Linked DNA regions of Mus musculus: region 2 is linked to region 1. The links are chromatin loops, found by intact Hi-C in ENCODE. Cell type or tissue: left cerebral cortex. All regions are shown on one strand.

Region 1 (8,000 bases):
GTCCCTCCTTGTCTTTTTTGATAACTTTGGGTTGGAAGTCGATTTTATCCGATATTAAAATGGCTACTCCAGCCTGTTTCTTCAGTCCATTTGCTTGGAAAATTGTTTTCCAGCCTTTCATTCTGAGGTAGTGTCTGTCTTTTTCCCTGAGATGGGTTTCCTGTAAGCAGCAGAATGTTGGGTCCTGTTTGTGTAGCCAGTCTGTTAGTCTATGTCTTTTTATTGGGGAATTGAGTCCATTGATATTAAGAGATATCAAGGAAAAGTAATTGTTGCTCCCTTTTATTTTTGTTGTTAGAGTTGGCATTCTGGTCTTGTGGCTGTCTTCTTTTTGGTTTGTTGAATGATTACTTTCTTGGTTGTTCTAGGGCGTGATTTCCGTCCTTGTATTGCTTCTTTTCTGTTATTATCCTTTGAAGGGCTGGATTCGTGGAAAGATATTGTGTGAATTTGGTTTTGTCGTGGAATACTTTGGTTTCTCCATCTATGGTAATTGAGAGTTTGGCCGGGTATAGTAGCCTGGGCTGGCATTTGTGTTCTCTTAGTGTCTGTATAACATCTGTCCAGGCTCTTCTGGCTTTCATAGTCTCTGGTGAAAAGTCTGGTGTAATTCTGATAGGCCTTCCTTTATATGTTACTTGACCTTTCTCCCTTACTGCTTTTAATATTCTATCTTTATTTAGTGCATTTGTTGTTCTGATTATTATGTGTCGGGAGGAATTTCTTTTTTGGTCCAGTCTATTTGGAGTTCTGTAGGCTTCTTGTATGATCATGGGCATCTCTTTTTTTATGTTTGGGAAGTTTTCTTCTATTATTTTGTTGAAGATATTAGCTGGCCCTTTAAGTTGAAAATCTTCATTCTCATCAATTCCTATTATCCGTAGGTTTGGTCTTCTCATTGTGTCCTGGATTACCTGGATGTTTTGAGTTAGGATCCTTTTGCATTTTGTATTTTCTTTGACTGTTGTGTCAATGTTCTCTATGGAATCTTCTGCACCTGAGATTCTCTCTTCCATTTCTTGTATTCTGTTGCTGATGCTCGCATCTATGGTTCCAGATCTCTTACCTAGGGTTTCTATCTCCAGCGTTGCCTCGCTTTGGGTTTTCTTTATTGTGTCTACTTCCCCTTTTAGTTCTAGTATGGTTTTGTTCATTTCCATCACCTGTTTGGATGTGTTTTCCTGTTTTTCGTTAATGATTTCTACCTGTTTGGCTGTGTTTTCCTGCTTTTCTTTAAGGGCCTGTAACTCTTTAGCAGTGCTCTCCTGTAATTCTTTAAGTGACTTATGAAAGTCCTTCTTGATGTCCTCTATCATCATCATGAGAAATGTTTTTAAATCTGGGTCTAGATTTTCGGTTGTGTTCGGGTGCCCAGGACTAGGTGGGGTGGGAGTGCTGAGTTCTGATGATGGTGAGTGGTCTTGATTTCTGTTAGTAGGATTCTTACGTTTGCCTTTCGCCATCTGGTAATCTCTGAAGCTAGCTGTTTTAGTTGTCACTGTTAAGAGCTTGTTCTTCAGGTGACTCTGTTAGCCTCTATAAGCAGACCTGGAGGGTAGCACTCTCCTTAGTTTCAGTGGGCAGAGTATTCTCTGCAGGCAAGCTCTCTTCTTGCAAGGCAGGTGCCCAGATATCTGGTGTTCGAACCAGACTCCTGGCAGAAGTTGTGTTCCACTCACTAGAGGTCTTAGGATCACGTGTGGAATCCTGTGTGGGCCCTTGCGGGTGTCAGGCGACTCAGCTGGCAAGGTAGCCCGGGGCTCGAGTCGAGCGGAAGGGACTTGTGCCCCAGATCAGGCCCGGGTAGCCTGCTTCCCTATGTACCACAGTCTCAGGTTCCACGCGATTGGATTGGGGCAGGCGCTGTGTTCCACTCACCAGAGGTCTTAGGATCCCGTGGGGAGTCCCGTGTGGGCCCTTGCGGGTGTTGGGCAAGACTCTGCTGGCAAGGTAGCCCGGGCAATTTTGCTACTGTTATGAATTGTAATGCAAATATCTGATATGCATGTGGTCTTAGAGGACACCTATGAAAAGGTTGTTCTACACAAAATGGGTTGAGACCCACAGGTTGAGAATCACTGCTCTAGATCATGCCAACTGGACAATTCAAGCTAATTAGGATACACACACCAATTCAATACATGGGTAGGTTAACGCTACACTATGTAGACAGAAAAGGTTATTTGTTAATTTTGAAAAGAAAAACAAAAGTTAACCATGCTGTATCATAAACACAAATGTTTCTTATTGGCAGTGTTTCAAAATAGAGACATTTTTAGCTTCATGAGGTAGTAACCAACATACATTCAAATTTAATTTTGATTTTTTCCCTTGACTGGTGATATAGGGTAAAACAATTTATTGTGAAGTTGCAAAGCTTCTAGTTGCTACAGGTCAGGACGGGGGGCAGCTGGTACTAGGTTAGAGGTATCTCATGCATTTTAGATTGATGATATTTGCAGCTGACAAATGCTTATGAGATGTAGCACTTTTCTAAAGAATACAACATTTATGATTAAACAATAGTTCTTCTGTATAATACAAATAGACATGAATTCAAATTTATGAGTTTTATAAGTTTCTTTGAGGCAGGTTCAATTGCTCTGTATATAAGCTTGGCTTAGACCTCTTAATCCTTCTGCTTCAGCCTCTCAAATGCTGGGATGTCAGGTACATATCACCATGCCTGTTGAAAATTTCTTCTCATTGAATCCATGTCAGCTTTGTGTATCTTAAAACAGAAGTTTTGCTGATGACCCGTGATAAAACTTAGGGTTTCTATTGCAGTGAAGAGGCATCATGACCATGGCAATACTTATAAAGAAAAATATTTAACTGGGGTTGGCTTATATGTTTAGAGGTTCAGTCCATTTTCATCATGGTGAAAAGCACAGCACATGCAGGTAGCCATGATGCTGGAGAAGGAGCCAATCATAGCACATGCAGGCAGGTATATGTTGGAGGCAGAGCCGAGAGGTCTGCAATTGGACACAGGCTCCAGCAAAGAGAGAGAGAGAGAGAGAGAGAGAGAGAGAGAGAGAGAGAGAGAGAGAGAGAGAGAGAGAGAGACTGGACCTGGCCTGAGCTCAGAAACCTCAAAGTCTAACCCGAGTGGAACACTTCTCCAGTTAGGCCACACCCACTCCAAGAAGGCCATACCTCCTATTCCTTTTAAAGGATACTACTATGATCATATGGGGGCCATTTTCACTCAAACTACCACAATCTCACTTTAAAACGTTGCATAAAGTTTGTGACCATGTGCTGGTAAATGGACCTCAAAAGAAGTCTGAACTTGACTTAGGAGAATCTGGGTAGGTTCCACAGAGGAAGAGAAAGATGAGTAATATAATCACACAGATGTAAGTGTCACTCTGTATACATAGACTCTTAAAACCACAATCTTTAAAAAGCAAAATATATAGAACCAAGGTATTTATAAATTCCATTGTTAAAATAACGTACCTTAAGAGAAACTATTGTTTTATTGATTGTCTAGTGCTACGCTCTCTGGTCGAGTCAACTGGACAAGCCGAGAGGCTTAAAAGTCACTCATGAGGCAAAAGAGTTTCAAGGAAGCTCTCCTCCTGGAGTCTAGCGTTCCCTACCCATACAGTAATTTTTCATTCCCACGTTCCATTCCCGAGTTAGTCTAGTGTATGGATCCACGTGCTCTCTTTCAATATTTTCCTATCATAAGTGCCTTTTAAGATTGAATTCTGACATAGCTAAAGCCGTCTGCCAGTGTTCCAACAGTCCTAGTTCGTCCTTAGCAAGACCTTGAGCTTGGAATTCAGTACTGCCCCAGGTATTACACTATCTCTTTGAGTAAAAGTTAGGTCACTGCCCTTCACAGGAATTTACCATCACTAAGGAAGAAAGAAGTTTCTGACCGTAGGAGAAACCAGAATAGATATTTAGAATTATAGCTGAGTTACACCTATATACAGGAATTTACAATGGTTTAGGAAGTAGATCCGGCTGTGGTTTTAGAGAATTGCATTATTCATGAGATGGTTAGCTAGAATGGAACTCCCTAGTTAGAACCATGACTTGGGTGTGAAAGCCCTTGACCTAGGAGTGAAAAGTTCTCACACCTGGCTTCTAAGACTATAGCTGACCTTAGATAGGGCTGACTCTGGCTCAGTTATTTTATTGCCCAGTTCCTGCCAGTCTTTGCGTTTTCATTCCTCTGTTCTGTGTAAGAGTCATTAAGCATCCGGTTACTTCATTTGTACCTTGCGGGTATGTCACCCAACTACGTTGTTGTCTTCTGCATAAAAAGTCTGATGTTCCATTTGAAAAATTACACTCAGATTCCACACGAACTCTCCTGTGTGTGTGTCTGTTTGTCGCTCATCCACGCTTTGCCCACCCGCTTCAAGAGACCCCGTTCCACGCGACACAGGGACCCAGAGGGTCTGCGGCAGTTTAGAGTACCATGTGGGCCCAAGAGCCCACATGTTTTCAGTATTGACACAAGTAAGAAATACTGCTTTTATTTCTTCCAGGGTTTAGATCTCAGCCTTCTGTAAAGTCTAGAGATTGTGTTTCTAGCATCCATAAAAGAAGTTGAGTAATCTATCTCCCTTGAAGGGCCACAGAGAATAGCAACATTTTAATGACAAAAAGGAGTGATGCACAGATCACAGACAGACCTTTTCTCACCTTATTCAACCCTGGGTTTCCAAGCTTTCAGGACCCATGTGGACTTTGCACAGTACTTGGGAAGCACTCATTGGCCCAATAACGTCATCTGTGGAGCCATGGTTAGTGATGTATTCAGGTAAAGTTTGTGTACATCCAAAGCCAAGTGGCATTAAGTAATGAGTCACCAAGCTCCACAGCAGTGTTCTACTTTTATGTTGAAGTTACAGTTGTTGTCACATCACCTTCCTCAATTTCCAATCAAGAACCTATGGAGGCAAACATGTTCTCCTCTTCCTTCTCCTTCCCTTGTCCCTCTTCTTCCTCCTCCTTTTCTTTCTTCTTCCTCTTTTCTTGTTTTCTATTGTTATGGGATGAGTATCTGTCTGTTTAAAGTTTATAGGTTGACAATTTTTAACACCTCATGTGATGTAAAATTGGGCCCTTTGGAAGAGGACTACAGTTGGTTCAGAATATCATGGGTCCTCACAATAGGGTCAGTGCTATTATAGCAAGGAAATTTACTATGAAAGCCCTGCACAGAACCTGAAAGCCTAACACATAGGTCTTCAACGGAAGACTGTCAATACCGTGACCTTAGACTACTAGCCCCAGAATTGTGAGAAATGAGCCTGTGATGCTGTGTCATAATAATCAACACTGGTATAAACAATTAGTATACATCTATCATGAAGCACACCACATGGGGCAGAGTAGTCTACAACTGTTATTTAATAGTATATAAAGAGGTGACAAATTTGGCCTAAAGAATCACAGTCACTACCTGAAAAATCTCTCTTCCTGCTAAATAATGAACTCCCATCTTGTAAGATTAAAGAGCTGATGCTATGAAACTGAGTGTTCTTCAGTGACAATGCTTTAGCAAATGAACTGAAATGAACAACTTTGCAGTTGCCAAAGACATACATCTGAACATAGCCCCACTTTGTAGGAGAAAACGAAGCATCCTACTTTCCTACTTTCCACAGGGCCACTAGGTGGGCGTGCTGGTTAAATTTGTCACACTGATGCATAAAAGGGGAAGATGGCTAAAAATACAGCCTTGCCAGCTGTCCTCGCCATGGAGCTAGATCCATCACAAATTCCGGAATCGCTCCACTTAAGCTTACTAGAGCGACAGCTGGTTCAGAACAGTCAAACCATTAGACTCAGCTAGGGTTGTTAAATGTCAAACAGTACACTTGAACTTTTCCTCAATTACACAAAAATAAATCTACCCACGTGGGCGCTCACTGCCCTGTCAGGGATTCTGAATAAGAGGGCCAGGCTTTGTCTGAAACCACAGTCTTGACATATTTCCATTGGGATATGTTATATTAATAGGGGAAAACCGCAAATAAAATGTAGATATCTGATATGTGGATTTAATATAAGCTGAATAAAACTCCGTATTCATGATGCTTCTTGCTTTATTTAAATAAAAGTAAACAACTCTAAGATATTTGGATTTAAGTGAAATCCTTAACTCCCATAGACCAATTGGCTAGACAGGTATATTCAGTGAAGTAAGATAATTCATTAAAATTATCTGGAATTCCAATTAATTTATGTTATTCTAATGTCTTATAACATAATATCTGGCATGCCTGTTGTTTTTATTTATTAGTACTTTGGTTAGTCTATTGCATTAGTTACCTTTCTAAAGCTGTGATAAAACACCATGACCAAGGCAATTAATAGAAGAAAAGCTTTGTTCAGGCTTATGGATTCAGAGGAATGAGAGTGCATCACTATCACATGGGGAAGTCAAGCATAGCAGCAGCCAGATATGATGGCGGCGACATCAACAGCAAAGGCTGAGAACTCACATTCCCAAAAGCAAACAGAAAAAGCACCAGAAAGAAACAACAAACTTGAAATGGCAAGAGTCTTTTGAAATCTTAAAACCCTCCCCCCAGTGACATATGTCCTTCAGCAGGGACATACCTCCTAAGCCTTCCCCAATGCCACCCACTAATGACCAAGTATTCAAGTGCTCAGACTATGGGAGATACCTCATTCAAACCACCACACGAAGGATTCAGCATCTATCATCTCTCTCTCTCTCTCTCTCTCTCTCTCTCTATATATATATATATATATATATATATATATATATATATATATATATATCTCCAATGTGCCTTCTTATCTCCAGCCACCCATGAAATCTTTCCTGCTGTTAACACAACTTAGCATACTTTCCCTAAATGTGAATTCCTGACCCACGATTTACAGTGAGGTATTATACACAGAAACCGTGGTACTGTGTACTTAAAATGCATATTTTGATCATTGGCAATTTGTACATGTGCTATTTATAGTCCTCAAGATCTGAGGAGCCATGATGTGCTTTCCTAAAATGCAAGCATCTATGTTACTAAAAACTCCTGGTGATGAATAACATTCATATCAGAACAATACATTTAATAATATGGCACACTGGATTCTGACATTACTTAATTTCCCATGAGCATATTTAAGACATTTTCAGTTCTTACCAGAACTTCAAGACAAATAATTTGACTGTGCTTGCTTGCTACTTAACTAGTTAATAACTTGGTAGTACAGTAATACAATAAAAGTATTAGGTTTTAAATATATTTTTCACTCTTTAAATATAGTTTGATGTTTATGAATATAAATGTAACTTTTCAATTACTTAATTTTTCACTATTGTTTATGAGTTAGGGTCATATGTATTCCTGGTTGGCTTTAAATTCTCTATGTAGCAAAGGAAGGTTTTAGACTCCTGGTCCCTCTTATCTGTAGCTATGAAGGCTGGGATCACAAGTGTCCATCATAGCCAGCTTATTTACATTTTTAAATAATAAGTTAGATCTATAAGTAATCAAAATAGGAATCTCAGATCTCTGCTCCCTATAAAGACACCACCAGAACAGACATGCCCAGAGGCCCATGGTCCAAGTGTTTCTTGATCCCATCTAGTTGACAACCAAGATTAACCACCATACTTGGAGATTCCCAAGAATTGGTAAACCCTTGGTAAGTAAGGTTTCAACTACCCTATGTCTCCTGTGCAGTAATAGAAGACTCAGAGCAGTTCCTACATTTGTAAAACCAAAACACATTTGCATGTTAAAATAATTAAGTGATATTGCATTTAAAACAGAGTATCAATTTGCTAAATGCATGAAACTCAAGAAGAATGAAGACCAAAGTGTGGACACTTTGCCCCTTCTTAGAATTGGGAACAAAACACCCATGGAAGGAGTTACAGAGACAAAGTCTGGAGCTGTGACAAAAGGATGGACCATCTAGAGACTGCCATATCTGGGGATCCATCCCATAATCAGCTTCCAAACGCTGACACCATTGCATACACTAGCAAG
Region 2 (8,000 bases), 60 kb before region 1:
GTGACTCTATGGGATGGATCCCCAGGTGGGGTAGTCTCTAGATGGTCATTCCTTCAGTCTCTGCTTCACACTTTGTCTCTGCAACTCCTTCCATGGGTATTTTATTCTCCCTTTTAAGAAGGATCAAAGTATCCACATTTTGATCTTCCTTCTTCTTGAGTTTCATGTGGTTTGTGAATTGTATCTTGGGTATTCTGAGCTTCTGGGCTAAGTAAGCATTTATGAGTTCCACAGGGTTTCCTTGTGAATCTCCAGCCCTCTGCTGTGTTTCAACACTAGGCAGGGTGCTGACTACAGCAAGGCCAGGAAGTGACCAATCTTCATAGCAGGCACCCACCCCACATGCTACCCTCAGGCTGCCATTCATAAAGACAAGGGTAAGAAGTGATATGGCCTTGCTCAGGACACCACATTTATAACCTCAACATTCTCTACATTTTAAGAAAGGAATGATTAAAAAAAGAAAACAGGCATTGAACATTTTTTTTTCAATCAAGAACATGAACATTTCAATCATGAACAAGAACATTTTGTATAGTGGTCTGATGGAGTATGATTTGATACATATATAAATTTTTTTTATATAATACATGAGATTTGGGTAAACTATTTGCTCAAACATTGAAAATGTAGAACTTAAAGGAGTGGGTGGGTAGGGGAGCACTCTCATAGAGGCAGGGGGAGAGGGAATGGGATAGGGGGGTTCTGAAGGGGAGAGATGGAAAGGGGGAAATATTTGAAATATAAATAAAGAAAATATCCAATAAAAAAAAGCTTTCAGGCATAAGAACTTGTCATTATGCTCTAGATTTTTGTTGGGAGCTATAAAGACAACACAATTGTCCTGATCTCTGAATTGGACCTTCCCCGCCCCCTACCAGAAGAAAAGGGGGTCAAAAGCGAGCCACCGACACACCGCTCCAGGAACAACCAGATTGTTCCAGCCCTAAGTCAGAACTGGATGTCCTGACCACAAGATGTACCCGATACCACCAAGTTCCTGCTTCCCCGTGAGGTCACCAAAAGAAAAATTTCCGCTACCCCATCCCTTCTGCTGAGAAGTACTTCCCCTTTTGCTTGTGCATTTAAGGCTTGAGCCTTGCTGAATACAGTGAGACCTTGATGCTAATCAGACTGCTAATCATTGCACTTGGTTCTTGTCTCTCCCTCCCCCCATTTGGTTCTTAGGAGAAGGTCCCCTTGAGACCCTCGAATAACTGGACCTGCTGGACAGGTCAGATTTTAATACATTAGTAAACAATAAGTCCCATTTTAAAATGCTACTACTACTAGATTCCATGGTTATTTTATTGATTTACTTATTTATTATTTTCCTTTTATTAAAAATAAATACTTTTCTCATACAGTTAAAAAAAAAAGAAAAAGAAAATGTAGAATTTTATGTTACAATAGAAAATTCATAAAATTCAACAAGTATCCAATTCTGCTAGGAGACATTTTTAAACTTAGATATGGCTATTAGTTTTTATTCATTTATTTAAATTTTATCTCTTTTATGTGTATGTGTGTTTTGCATGCATGTATGTCTGTGTATTACACATGCGTTTGGTTTGCTTGGGGGGCCAGAAACAGGGAGTTAGATCTTCTGGAACTAGAGTTGAAAATGACTATAAGGCACCATGTGGGTACTGGGAAACAAACCAGGATGCTCTATAAGAAAGATCCCCAAATGTTTATAGTTGATGAGCCATCTCTCCAGCTTTCAAGTATTAATTCTGTCTCTGTCTCTGTCTCTGTCTCTGTCTCTGTCTCTGTCTCTGTCTCTGTCTCTGTCTCTCTGTCTCTCTGTCTCTCTGTCTGTCTGTCTGTCTGTCTGTCTCTGTCTCTGTCTCTGTCTCTCTCTCTCTCTCTCACACACACACACACACACACACACACACACACACACATGCATTTTATATATGAAGGCAAGTACCCTCAGTGATCAGAAACCAGGAACTGGAGTTACAGGCAGTTGTGGGCCTTGAGAATACCGGAAACCAAACCTGTGTCCCCTGTGAGACGTGAAAGTGCTTTTAATCACCGAGCAGTCTCTCTAGCCCAAACAGGTTAGTTTCAAAGCCATAATCTTCCACATAACAGAGGCAGTATTTGGACGGCTGAACGGTCTTACATCCTATTAATATATTTAGTGGAATATAATTATCTTGTCTTTACAAATCTGCTTTATTATATTACAAAACCCTATGATTGCCTGTCAATACGTGAAAAGAACAATACAACGAGAGTTCAGAGCTGGGAAGCCCAGGTTCCTTTTCTGAACAACCTTCTCCCCAGTCATAAAGCACAAAGCCCAGGCTCATATTGGGTTGACCCACAGCATGTGGGCCAGGCAAATGCAATGTGCAAATGGGAAGGATATGGTCTTGTGCATCATATATTATAGGCTAGAGATTTCTAGCTTATCTCTGGATGAACTAACAGACAATAGAGTAGGAATTTTAAACCTGAAAAGTCTGAGCATCCATTCTTCAGAACCAGGCTGTGTGAGTCCAATCCCTGCTCAGGGACTGTGGCACAGACCTGAGCACATCTTTAGCACACTTTGAAGGGAAAAATGTCCGAATCCCCTGCCCATTGTTGTCTTAACACCACAAGTCCCAAAGACTGGCTGCTGGTGAGGTTTTCTAATCTCTTTCAACTAGAGAAGGCTAGAAGATTTCAGCCCCCAACACTCACTTTGTCCCCTTGGGCTGATCTCCACCCTGAAAACATACATTGCCAATGGGGATTAAAAAAGTCTTTCAGAAGACCCTGCATCTAGTGTGCTAGATGCTACCATTCCAAGGAAGAGAGATATCAAGGACAACCCCACTTACCACTGACTGGGAGGAGCTCAGAGGGCTGTGGTTCATAAGTGAACTGTTCCCAGGAATGAAGTTCCCCTATGCTCTCATGGGGACAATAGAAACACTGGTGTAGATCAGACTACATTGAAACCTGTACTAGAGCTTAACACTTCATTGATGTACTGGGAGATTTAATTAGTTTAATACAAATATCTACTTATAGACAATGATTAATAAATAAGGAGAAAGGATAAAATAACTCCAATTTTGAAATAGAACTACACATGCATGTATGTATGCCAAATGCAAACTTATAATGTAAATGTTTATATAAAACATAGACTAGTATATAAAGTATAGGCATATGTAAAGATAAGTATATAGAATGCAATAGATAGAGTGACTTACTAAGGACAACTGTAATTACTGTTTATACAATTTATGGCAGTATAATCAACTCTCATTTGTTCCCAGTGTTAATGCTAATTTTGGCTATATTACTGTAATTTGGGGCAAATGTCTTTATTATCCATGGTATAAAATTTTAATATTTACTCTTTAATCAGTAAATTATAACATATTAATCAAGTTTTCTCATAGTTTAGGGCTCTCACTTCAAGTATTTCTTCCACTATGTTCTTCTTGCTGGCTTTTAGTTGTCAGAAGTCAGAACTTCACCATAACCTAGACCTAGTGTTAAGATGAAAGTGGTACTGAAAGCCATTCCAGCTGATGTCCAGGCCCACCTATTCACCTGCATAGCGAATCTTGAATCCTTTCTTGCTGGTTGCATGGTCTGTGGACCAGCGCAGGTACAGATGGTTACTTCTGCTGGTAAAATTGGACTGTTCAGTGTGGTTCCCACTTAAGACCACTAACAGAGGACTTTGTCCAGAAGAACCTAAAAAAAAAAAAAGAAAACTTTCAGATGTGGGCACCTACAGATGCAGATCTTTCTTAGCTGTTGATTAAACACGTATGCAAATGTACAATAGACATTTATTTTCAAAGTGAAAAAAATATTCAAATGAAAATAATAATAAATACATTCCGTGGTAATGAAACAATGTGGGGAAGGAGTAGGGGACTCAAGTACATAAGTTACTAGTGACTTATTATGGAAATGAATGAAATACATCAGTGAAACAATGACATTTCAACATGAGAATATCCTTTTACTATTATAATGGATAATATACTACACATATGGAAAACGAGAATCTTTCTTGCAATGTCAGTGGTGTATAAGTACAGTCAATCGCTTTGGGGAACAACTTGATGATACACAGTAAATCTGAAGTTTTAATTTCATCAACTCTCGCACATAGGTACAAAAGTTACTTACATGGCAAACATATTCCAATATTATTGTTCATGATAAACTTTGGACGAAAACTTTCTTTAAGTATTGGAAATATCATGAGGAGAAATTAAATTTATACAGTATCTAAAATTAGTAAAGTACACACATATATATATATATTCATATAGATAAGTCCAAGAGTAACATATGAAAGTACCCATTGTAGATTAGTATCAGAGTAATTCACAAGCAGTCAAATGTGTGCCATATAAGAAATATGTGTGCAGAGAGATGATGGATGGGCTGGTGGGGAGTAGATGGATTGATAGATGCAGAGTAGATGGATGGATGAGAACAGAGATAAAGGAGAAATGATGGTCACATTCATAACAACGACCCACTTCTCTTTCCTTAGACTACAAGTATCCCCATTAGAACTAGCAGGGGGCTATGCGTGAGTAGACAGTCTCAATGAGTCTCTGTGTGTCTATAAAAAAGCAACTATAGATCCAGGAAGTATGAAAATAATTTTAAAGTTATCATTGACATATATCGTTATTCTATAGACCTGAAAGTTCTCAAAATGTTTATACAGCAAAATGATTAAATGCCCTGTGTACCATGCAGTGACTGCATCTTCATGTCACTTGGGAGAGAAAGCAGCTTCAAGAAACAGGAGTTATGCCCTGTTCCTTTTCTATTGTGGATGCATCCCCTTGTCTTAAAATCATTACTCACTTTTCCACATTTCACAAGTTCACGCGTGGGGAAATGTGTGAGAGAATGGGAGAATGGGCCTTCTGTGGCTATTCATAATCTAAACTTATCAGGGCAAGGGGAGGGGCACCCTCCATTCCATTCATGGAAAATACTGACAGGTCACAGCTTCACTTCCTCTTACGCCCAAATCACTGTTAGGGACTTATCATGGATAAAGCTATTCAAGGCTCTGTTGGACTCTGCACAAACATGCATTAAATTCCTGCCTTCAATAACTCAGAGAGTGATTGACCTTGGACATGTGCTCTATATAGAGAGAGCTACTTTGAAATGAGTTTTCAGGGGTGGGCCTTGACTCCACCATGAATAGCATGTCTTAAGAAGAAGTGATCAGAACACAGATACACAGAAAAAAAAAACCAAAAACCATATGACCACATGAAGAGGATACACCTACATGCCAAAAAGAGCCTCAGAGACACAGCTTCCCCACTGTTTAGTCCTAGACTCTCACTCTTCAAGTCTAAGAAATTATTCTCTGTGTGTAAACATTAAAAGGGTCCTGGTAATAGCAATCACAAGAATACATGAGGAAAACAACAAAGTAAAAAATGTGGAAGTTTGTGTGGACATCCCTAGAAATGATTCTTCTTGTTATGAAAGATGGTGCCCAAAGACTGTCTGCAAAGTCTACTGTCTATGTCCTACAAAAGAGTGACCCTGCTTCATGTGGAAGATGGCTGAACATGAGCTGTGTGAGGTCTTCTTATGGCTGTTAAACAAGATCAAGACCCTCTGAAATAATATGCCACAGAGGAATTAACTATCCTGAGCTTGCCATACTTGAAATGCCATTTTTACCGACAGAACACAAGAGTGCATTTTCAAGAGTTGCTAATCTCCCACCAAATCCCTTACTATTCTTGGTCTGATCTCTGTCTAGATCATGGTATTTAGGCATATTCTGGAAAGCATGCCTCTTTGTAGCATCTATAACAATATCCTAGAAAAGAGATGTGCAGGTAAGTTTGCCAGGATAGCCAGTGGTCTCAGCAGCCAATCACAACTGGAGATCAGACACTGTTCTTCACTGAGTTCTGACAATTAGGAAAGTGAGGAGAATCCATATCTGCACTATTGAAAGTATACACTAAGGAAATGGTGCATACAGCTGGTATGCTCAGCTTACTTCTTCTTAGCTCATAAAATATAGGCTAGCACCAATGTTGCCAAGATAAAATAAACACAGTGCATAGGAAATGCCATCACTTGCAGAAGTTCTGAATACAAAACTGTGACCTTTCTCTTTATAAAAGATGTGTATATTTGAAAGCAGAGTGATGCAAGCCATGAGCCACTTCTAACCAGACAGAAAGTGCTTGTATTGTGTTCTGGGCTACTCCCTAGTTTTTGATCTTGATCATGGTCTAGTCATGATTTAGAAAGCACCAGGCTATCAGCAATTAGGGAAAAAAAATCTATTTGTAAGGATGTTGTTTCTGAAAACTAGAAGCATGAAAGTATTGCCTTCTATATTCTAATTCAAACAAAGGAGAAGATGTGCCTAAGCTTGAAACAACTCACATCTTAATACTTACTTATGATTCAAATAGAAATATACACTTGTACAAACACAGAGACAAAAGCTTTGTGTGGGCTGCTTTTCTTTGTGTGTGCCATTTGTTTCTATATATAATGCTAGAGTTTCATGTGCAATATAACAATCCTCACAACTTGACTCCTGGGGTCACTCTGCACAGTGATTTATTTATCATTCATGGTCCATCTAACTAGTGAGACTCACATAAACACACAAGATCAATTAAAGCAGTTCTTATCACTGAATACATTGTGCTTTATCTGACAAATCCATAAAACCTGAGAAAACTCTCTGTTCTTGGCCACACATGGGTTTGGCTCTGCTCTGCTTGGGCATGATGTATCTCCTATACAAAGAAAACACTGGCCTTAGATCCACCTCAGTTGATGATCCAGCCACTGCTGCATTAAGGTGCTCATTAGAACCACTGTATAAAACCAGAACAGTGGTATTGAAAGTAGCACCATTGGGCATCAAATTCATTTGATTTTATTATATAAAGCAGCTCTGTAAAGACAGGTGCGACATTTACCACTTCAATATCCATATGAGCTATTCATTTCATGCATCTTGAGTAAAATAGACATTTGGAGCACTAAAAGTCTTCTAGAACACTTAATTGCCCTGTGGTACCCTGAAAATCTGGGGCTTACCATCAAACACTTCCAGTGCATCAAATTGCTTTTCACTTTGGAATGTGTCCACAAAGAGTGTGATGTTGAAGTTTGGCTCCACTTTAATACTCCAAGCACATGTCTGGGAGTTAAAATAGTTGCCTGGGTACCCGGGACTGAGAATCACCCCAGAAGACTCTGTTCGCACTTCATTTGCTGGGCATTGTGCTAGAGAGAAAAGAGATGGATAGAGGTCTGCATTAATACAATGAATACAAACATTGATGGGATGGAAGACAGTCTACTGAGCTCTGACTACGTTTAATACAGGACACAGACACCTCCAATCTACTCCAATGCAAAAAGAAAGACAGAAAGCCCATCTTCAATACAATACAACAAGATGTAGCTTTTTGTATAAGAAAAAAATATTTTTATTCCAACCCTTGCTGTACTTGGATAAATAAAATCTAAATATTTGATGTGACCATGTGACTATTTAAGTATGAAGCAAATTTCAGAAACATTGTTCAACACTCCCACACACACCTGCACTGTTTGCCACAGTTTTCAGCAGGATTGGTGATTTCTAAAGTAAAAATTCTTTTATTGAAATAACAGATATTTCAAGTTGTGATTTTTTTTTTCTCCTCATCCTTCAATTTTGATCCAGCTACTTCCAGGCTAATTAAAAAAAATGTAAAATCACCAAAAGACTTCTTTAATGCTATCTCTCATTGCTAAGTTAAATTACATTACAGGAATGCTTTGCTTACAGAGCTACTAAGGGACACTGATCAGTCATAGCATATAAAAAGAAAGTGACACACCAGTGTTACTCACAGTTTAGGCATATCAGTAACCAACTTCGCCCAGAGCTTTTGTCCAAGATGTGTATCTTATTTGGTGAGTTTGCCCGTTTTAATGAGTTGATTGTATGTTACTTACAAAAA

The links. Hi-C counts contacts between places; a loop is a spot of excess contacts. Peaks named below come from ENCODE experiments on the same cell type or tissue, not always from the same donor. Only the 100,000 strongest peaks of a DNase experiment are listed, where the experiment ranks them.
Region 2: it touches region 1 in a loop (3-fold over the local background); 2 of 42 quality-filtered maps call a loop at or near these places.

The regions. Positions count from the first base shown.
Region 1 is chr8:16,045,979-16,053,978 of GRCm38, forward strand. The region is part of intron 37 of Csmd1 (CUB and Sushi multiple domains 1); the gene reads right to left. Among named protein-coding and RNA genes, the nearest start is that of Gm46073, 120 kb to the left of the region's middle. In left cerebral cortex, no CTCF peak of the experiment used is centred here; DNase peaks (open chromatin) are centred at 4,777 and 5,677; H3K27ac peaks cover 1,982 bases.
Region 2 is chr8:15,985,508-15,993,507 of GRCm38, forward strand. Csmd1 (CUB and Sushi multiple domains 1) reads right to left here. Exons shown (of 70, transcript NM_053171.2): 47 at 7,087-7,275; 48 at 3,565-3,711. Among named protein-coding and RNA genes, the nearest start is that of Gm46073, 56 kb to the left of the region's middle. In left cerebral cortex, no CTCF peak of the experiment used is centred here; DNase peaks (open chromatin) are centred at 4,912 and 7,192; H3K27ac peaks cover 92 bases.